Regions from separate parts of the Homo sapiens genome. Here region 2 is linked to region 1. A link is a contact called in ENCODE Hi-C or POLR2A ChIA-PET data. All regions are on one chromosome and are shown on one strand. Each heading gives the region's core, a stretch centred on a gene start or an enhancer-like site at or near the end of the contact. The rest is flanking DNA. Distances are from core to core; before and after follow the strand shown. Region 1 has its middle 20 kb from the start of MIR7162. Region 2 holds the start of MTPAP (mitochondrial poly(A) polymerase).

Region 1 (4,011 bases), core at 203-2,702:
TGCTTTTAAGTATGTATTTTTTTTTTAAATCAGACAAATAATATTAGTGGAACTCGGAATTTCAGGAACTTCATATGCAGTTGGTGCCATTGTAACAGTACTTTTCTTGTTTTGTTTTTTAGAAAGGGTCTCACTCACCTGCTTTTGAGAAAGCAGGGGGACTGGCTTTGGCTGGAGACAGGGTCAAAAGGGCTCTCCTGGAATGGCACATTCCCATCCCAGGGAGGGAGCTCTGTTGGGAACATGAGATGGACCAATAAGATCCATCCATTAGGAAAGTGGCCCTTGGTCTGTCCAGTTTTAATGGAGGAGGGTGCTTGGTGCAATGACCACTTCTGATGGGGAAACTATTCAGAGACATGGGCATTCATTGTTTTTCCCACGTGTGCCCCACTGGGGCCCAAACTTGAGGGGTGAAAAGTTCCAGGAGACAGATCAAGAGTGGTGTACATGCCATGGCTGCCCAGGCTGGGCTCTTCCCACCGCCCCTCGGCCCTACCCTCTGGAACCCTGGGCAGGCTGGCAGAAGCCCTTTTTGTGGTCTGGGCTTCTGGCCAAGATGCCTATGGCTTCCTAACACCTGTGTGGGGCAGTCTAGTGTAAAGATCCTGAAAGTAGGAGAAGAGCAGTTGATCAAGTGAATCCAAGATGTAACTAAAACTGTCTCTGATGGCAAAGCCTTTGATGCTGAAGAGTCTGGCCCATAGAAAGATGGCCCTGAGCATGGCACCTCTGACTAAATCCGTCACTCTGGCCCACTGAGCATATGAGCCCAGCCTTGCTCACAGTCGGGGCGGGAGGAAGACCTCATGGAGGCCACTCGATAACTGCACTTCCCGTCATAGCTGATTTCACCCACACCGTCCTCTGCCCCAGCCAGCCCAGCCCCGTCATGCCCTGCCGTTGCAGTCAGGGCTCTTTAGGGTGAGTAACAGAAAATTCACTCGAGTTGGCTTAGGCAAGAAGGGAAGTTCATTGGTCATTAAGTTAGCCACAGGCAGGGCAGGGAACAGTTGGGCCTCAGGAATACCTGGACTCAGAGTCACCAGCACTGTCAGGATTTGCAGGCTCCTTCCCTTGTCTCTGTCTCCATCTCCGCCTGCAGATCAGTTTTGTGCTCTCAGAGCAACTTTCCCCACAAGGTTGGAATCAGACTGTTGGCAGCACGAGGCTTCCGTCTTCCTGGCTTTGCCCCCAAGAAAGGATGGGGCTCCCCTCCATTAGTTCCTATTCAGAAAATTCCAGAAGAGAGCTTCTGCTTGGTCTGGTCTGGGTTGGCCGGGTAGCTGGGACACTAAATCTGCCAAGCCCTCTAGCGGCATGTGGTTGAAGAAAGGTGGAGAGATGTATTAGTCAGTTCAGGGTGCCATGCCAAAATACCACAGACTGGGTGGCTTAAACCACAAATATTTATTTCTCCCAGTTCTGGAGGCTAGGAAATCCAAGATCAAAGTGCCACCAAGGTAGGTTTCATTCTGAGGCCTCTTCTCTTGGTCTGTAGGTGGCTGCCATATCGTGTGCTCACATGATCTCTTCTTTGTATTTGTGCAGAGAGAGAGTGAGTGCACTCTCTGGTGTCTCCTCTTATAAGGACACTAATTCTATGGAATCAGGGCCCCACCCTTAGGACCTCATTCAACCTTAATGACTCCCTGAGAGGCCTCATCTCCAAATACAGCCACACAAAGGTTTAGGGCTTCAACATATGAATTTGGAGGAGACAGAGACATTCAGTCCATGATGGGAAGAAAAACTATTCACCAAAAAAGGGATGCAGTGGCCAGAAAAGGGGGCAGATGAAACTACAGATGCTCTCCCCATTTCCCCCAATACATAACACACACACACACACACACACACACACACACACACACACAAACACACACACACACAGCCCTGCCTTTGCCCTTTCCCAACAAGGCCACTCCCCACCCCATGTTTATTTACCTGCCTCCTATCCTGCTCTCTGAAGCTGCCCCTTCCCCTAAGTTGTCCTGTTGCTCACTGAATGCTACACACAGGTAGGTGCATGTAAATGTAGCCAGATACTACATGGTCCTCCTGGACCATGTGTGTTCTGAGCCCCACCATGGGACTGGGCAGGAAGTAGGTATCACCCATGTCTATTGTCCTCAGGCAGAGCCTAGCTCTGGGACACGAGCTCAGTGGGTGCTGCGGCTTTGTTGGGTTCACCTCAGGCCCCCTTACCCCCAATCCACTTATAAGGTTCCCAGGGCCTTGATACCTCTGTCCTTGGAAGAAAAGAATGTGATTACCTAGCTCACACAAACCTGCTGGTGGCTTCCCGTAATAGAAGGACATAATTTTCTAGTTCAAAAGAGTCTATCAAGTGACAAGCACAGTGAATGAAGAAAGACCTACAACAAGGCACATCATTGGGAAATTCCAGAAAACCAAGGATAGAGAGAAAATCCTAAAATCTTCCAGAGAGAAAAGACAGGTCATATATAAAGAGCCAAGACTCCGCATGACACTGCCTTCTTCCCAACAACACCGGGAGCTGGAAAATAATACAGCAATATTTCCCAATGTGAGGAGAAGTTACGTTTAAATTAGAGCATTATATCCAGCCAAACTATTAATCAGGAGTTGGGGTAGAACAATGACATTTTAAAATATGTGGGAGTCAGCAAGCTTGGCTTCCATTCACTCTTTCTCAGGAAGCCACTGGAAGATGTATTGCAGCACAATGAGAGGGTAAACCAAGGAAAAAGAAGATATGGGGCCAGGGAACGGGAGATGCACACAGAAGAGGCAGCAGAAAATTCAGAGAAATGCCAGGATGCCAGCCGTGCCATGGGCTGAGAGAGCTGAGTCCAGTTTGGAGCATAAGGATGGAGGGCAAGGGAGAAAGGGATGCCTCCTGGAAAATAACAGGGCTGATAGGGTAGCTGGTGTATCTTAGTTTTTGGATAATTATTACTAGGCATTTCATAGATCAGTTGGAGCATCTGGGGAAAAAAAAGTAGTTAATAGGGACAAAAACGTATAAGCAAATGAAGGGAAACAATCTGAAGCAATTATCAGCTCCAGGGGAAAAAAAGGAAAGAAATGAAACAAATTCAGTGCAGGACTTGGCTTAGGAAACAAAATTTAGATATCTATAAGACTGTAAATGCATTTGATTTCATAAGATTGTGATCCAGTCAAATTGGTAGAATGGAGGCTCCCTTACTTGTAAGGGAGGTAAGCCTTATACTCTGTTATGCCAGGAAGTCGACAGATGCTGAGGAAAACAAATCAAGAAATAGCAACATAAGCATTATTTAGAAATATGATTATACCAGAGGAAGTAGCAAAATGAGTTTAAAGTGATGGCCTCTGGGAATTAGGACTCAAAGGCAAGAAAGGAAAGGGCAGAGGAAATGCTTTCTGATATAACCCTTTTATTACCATTTTGTTCTTTTTTTCTTCTTCTTTTGTCTTACTGAGGATTTCTTGCTCCAGATACCATTTTGTTCTTAACTCTGTGTATCTAGTACTTTGATCAGAATTAAATATAATGTTATAAGTTCTGGAGATCTGTTCTACAGAATGATGACTACAGTTAATAATAATGTATACTTGAAAATTGCTAAGAGAGATTTTTTGCTTTTATTATTATTTTTAATTGACACAAGAATTGTACATATTTTTGGGGTACAGTATAATATTTTTATACAATGTGCAATGATCCAATCAGGGTAATTAGCATCTCCACCACCTCAAACATTTATCTTTTCTTTGTTCTGGGAGCATTCAAAATGCACTCTTCTAGCTATTTGAAAATATATAATAAATTGTCATAAATTATCATCACCCTATAATGCTAAAGAACACTAGAACTACTCCTCCTATTTAGCTGTTTTGTTTTTTTTTCCAGTCCGGGTCTCACTCTGCCCCCCAGGCTAAAGTGCAGTGGTGCAATCACAACTCACTGTAGCCTTGACCTCTCGGGCCCAAGTGATCCTCCCACCTCAGCCTCCAGAGTAGCTGGGACCGCAGGCATGC
Region 2 (4,004 bases), core at 1,169-3,668, 39 kb before region 1:
AAGCCGCAAGCATGTGAACGTGGAGCTGCTGGTGACCATCACCCCCATCATCAACATCCCATGTAGAAGAGCCCAAGATTATAAGGCCACCAAAAAACAGCTAAGGAAAATGAAAATATCTCACACTGACCACGTCAAACCAATTGACCTTAAAGTATGATATATGTCTCTTTCTGGAGTTTGGTTACACAGATTGGTATAGTCTCCCTTTTCTACTTAAGCTATTTTGAGTTAGTTTCTGTTACCTGTATCAGAAAGAATCCCGAATAATACACCATGTACTCTTATTGTCTTTCTACTACAGCTCTTTCCACTACTAACATGAAACCTATGTCAAAACTAAGACCAACCTGGAAATGGGAAATTAACAGATTTTAGCTCACTATAAATATTTTTCAACCATTAGAGGCTGACCAAAAATGGAATTGACTGATTTATGCAACAATGTTCCTTATTGCTATAAACTGGTAATGAATCCTCACACTGAATGAAAAACTGAATTGGATATTTCTCAAGTTCCTTCCAATTATAAAATCACATGCTTCTAGGTGAGTATAAGGTGTACTTAACTGTCCTTCTTTAAAATGGTAAAGACATCCAAATGAGGATTTTGTTATTTCCTGCAAGAATCCCTGAATATTTAGTCGTATTATTCTAATGACACAAAATGAAACATTTCCTTAAAAAAGAAAAATAGCAAAGCTACAGTAAATGAAGAGTATAGTCTTGGAATTAGAAGTGAGTTTTACTGGCTGGGCGCGGTGGCTCACGCCTGTAATCCCAGCACTTTGGGAGGCCAAGGCAGGCAGATCACCTGAGTCTGGAGTTCAAGATCAGCCTGGCCAACATGGTGAAACCCCATCTCTACTAATAACACAAAAATTAGCCAGGCGTGGTGCCACGTGCCTGTAATCCCAGCTACTCGGGAGGCTGAGGCAGGAGAATCACTTAAACCCGGGAGGCCAAGGTTGCCGTGAGCCAAGATCGTGCCATTGCACTCCAGCCTGGGTGACAGAGCAAGACTTCGTCCCGAAAAAGAAAAAAAAAAAACAGTGGGTTTTTTAATTTTTGCCACCGAATAGCTGAGTTTAGCTTGAACTACTCAAGCTACCCTTGGACTACCCTGTTCCCTCATCTATAAAATGGAGTAACAGTTATTTCCTTCCACACCTACGCTACAGGGTTGTTTCATATATCAAAGAGCATATGAACATACTCTCAAATTTAAACACCCATACAAATGTTAAATTACAATAGCTTTTTTGGCAGAATCCTTACTCAAATTTTCAGCGTTACTTAGAAATGTTCAACAGAAGTAGCTTCCACTAAATACAATCCAATCAATATTTGAATGAAATACATAAAGATTTCTCACTGCCTGCCAATGTAAGTCTTTTATACAGTCTGATAAAGACACCAGCTTATTTTAGGGAAAAAATAGCTCCAAGGAATCGTAGAAGTCAATACATTTTGTTTAATAATTTGACTAGAAGTCTAAATTAACTGAGCTAGTGACCTTGCCTAAGTTATTTACCTCTTTGAACCATTTTCTACATCTGTAAAATGGACACAGTGATACATTTCTTGCAAGATCGTTTTAAGAACTGTAAATAGAATACACAAGCTCTTGAGTCACAAGAGAGGTTCAATAACACTGGCTTCTCAATACACAAAGAAGCATATAAATGTAGAACGAACGCGGGACAACAGCCTGTTGCAGTGAATCCAAATCTGTTACCAGACTGATTTGGTTCAAAATGGCCAAAAAGAATAAAGTAAACGGCAGTACATTTCATAGACAGAACCCTATGTCTAGGAACCAAGAATCCTCTTGATTCATCAGGCTACAATATAACTCGGCCTCCAGCAACAACTTAATGTATCAAAATCAGAAATATACGTACACGATGCAGCGACTGGCTCAGGTGTGTAGCATTACTATCATTGGGAACACTATTTCGTCAAACTGTAAAGTGCAAGCAAACTGGGTTCCTGACCTGAATTTCATGGAAGTCTAAACAACTCCATTACTGTACACAGGAGTCGCCCCAAACAAACATCACACATCTCACTTCTGCCTCAGCAACGGCGGCGACCCTGGGTTCCCCTACAGAGATCAGAGGAGAGGAGAGGACAGGACACAGCCCCACCCTCTTGCCAAAGGGTCCACAGCCGTTTCCACAGGCCACGTGTTTCCCCGTGATCCCAGACTCCTCGCCCGCTGTGGGACGGAACTACAGGGCAAACCGGCGCCATCACCTGTCTCCACGCTCCCTGAAGGCTGCTCGTCTCTCCTAAGGTCTTTGGCCACAGTTCCTGGGCAACTCAAAAGCCTGACGATAGGCCGCTGGACTCGAGTTCTTCTCCGGGCACACAGGTTCAAACGGGTCAAGAGCCCCACGCCGGGAACCGCCATTGCTAAAAAAAAAAAAAAAAAAAAAACAGCACTAGCGCGAAGCTGAAAGGTCAGCGCGTTTTCGCGCATGCGTCGGGGGGGAGGGGGGGGGCAAAAGAAATGGGAAGCCTCGAGGGTCAAACTAGGCGAAAGAAGTTCGCTTTTAGAGGAAGAGAGGAAATTGAGGCCGGAAAGAAGATACCTAAGCTTTCAGACATGGTTTACTTCCACAGTCACACAATTTACCAAATGAAAAGTTCCATAGAAGGAGCGCTCCACCTACTCTTGTAAATAGCATCATGAAAATAGAACCAGAGCCCGGGCGCGGTGGCTCATGCCTGTAATCCCAGCACTTTGAGAGGCTGAGGGAGGTGAATCTCCTGACGTTACGGGTTCGAGACCAGCCTGGCTAACATGGCGAAACCTTGTCTCTACTAAAAAATACAAAAAAATTAGCTGGGCGTGATTACATGCCTGTAATCCCAGCTACTTGGGAGGCTGAGGCACGAGAATCACTTGAACCCAGGAGGCGAAGGTTGCAGTGAGCCGAGATCGCGCCACTGCACTTAAGCCTGTGCAACAGAGCGTGACCCTGTCTCAAAAAAAAAAAAAAAAAAAAAGTTAAAATAATGGAAAGGCTTTTAACCTCTCTGAAAGGGGCACCAGGAGCAGGCAGGGCATCATCATCTTCCTTGAACCATGTGAGGACATTTTACAACCTCTGCCAATATGCCTCAATTCAAATTAAAATTCAAGTGGTTTTGCCAGCCCCTCCTCCAAGTGAGAGGTACATACCTCATCTTAAAGCCATACGAAAGGCATTGGAGAGGACTGGTTCAGTCTTCTCATTTTGGACATGAGAAAGTGGGGCACAGATCAGACAACGACTGGCTATAGGTCACACCTGGGGAGTCAAAGTTTAAAGTCAGAGCTCTGCCCTTGATTCAAGGCTCCTCCTCAGTGCCTGTGTCATAACCAGTGGCCCTTGCTCGGGTGCCTGGGAAAAGGACATACGAAACAGTGCAAAGAAGCCTGCAACTGAAGGCAGCCTCCCCGGGGGAATACACTGCTGCTGGAGGCGAAAGGAAAAGCAAGGGGCCTCGCAATCGGAGCGTGAGAGAGGACAAACCAGCACCGGAACTGACTAGCCAGCTCTGTGTTAGCATGGTGCTATTGCCTTGCAGGTATTTTCCTTTTTAATCATCTCAACAAATCTGAGTGATTAAACCCATTTCATGGATGAGAACACGGAGGCTTAGAGACAGTAAGTAACTTGTCTAAGGTGGCCTCATTAGAAGTTGGCTGTGCTGGCTGGGTGTGGTGGCTCACGCCTGTAATCCCAGAACTTTGGGAGACCAAGGCGGGAGGATCACCTGAGGTCAGGAATTCCAGACCAGCCTGGCCAACATAGCGAAACCCTGTCTCTACTACAAATACAAACATTAGCCAGGTGTGGTGGTGGGCACCTGTAATCCCAGCTACTTGGGAGGCTGAGGCAGGAGAATCACTTGAACCCAGGAGGCAGAGGTTTCAGTGAGCCAAGATTGTGCCACTGCACTCCAGCCTGGCAACAGAGCAAGACTCTGTCTCAAAAAAAAAGTTGGCTGTG

What was found. A loop is a pair of places that touch in the nucleus more often than their neighbours do. ChIA-PET counts read pairs that join two places held with the same protein, here RNA polymerase II (POLR2A). Pooled maps may share reads with other maps.
Region 2: a loop to region 1 is called in a map of mammary epithelial cell, with 2.2 times the contacts of the local background. The contact joins the promoter of MTPAP here to the enhancer-like site in region 1. A Hi-C loop is called at or near these places in 2 of 168 maps with a recorded cell type or tissue (mammary epithelial cell and posterior vena cava), 2 of 37 single-sample maps with no recorded cell type and 8 of 50 pooled maps. POLR2A ChIA-PET finds 5 or more read pairs at or near these places in 8 of 52 experiments (A549, GM10248, MCF 10A and 5 more).

The regions. Positions count from the first base shown.
Region 1 is chr10:30,386,464-30,390,474 of GRCh38, forward strand. No RefSeq gene overlaps it. Among named protein-coding and RNA genes, the nearest start is that of MIR7162, 20 kb to the left of the region's middle. Within about 2 kb of position 1,453, at least 2 of the 41 ENCODE cell types and tissues checked have a DNase peak (open chromatin) inside an H3K27ac peak, as active enhancers do.
Region 2 is chr10:30,346,860-30,350,863 of GRCh38, forward strand. MTPAP (mitochondrial poly(A) polymerase) reads right to left here and starts at 2,419. Exons shown (of 9, transcript NM_018109.4): 1 at 2,260-2,419. The coding sequence starts at 2,416. RefSeq lists enhancers at 899-1,399, 1,981-2,080, 2,091-2,160, 2,211-2,260, 2,291-2,430.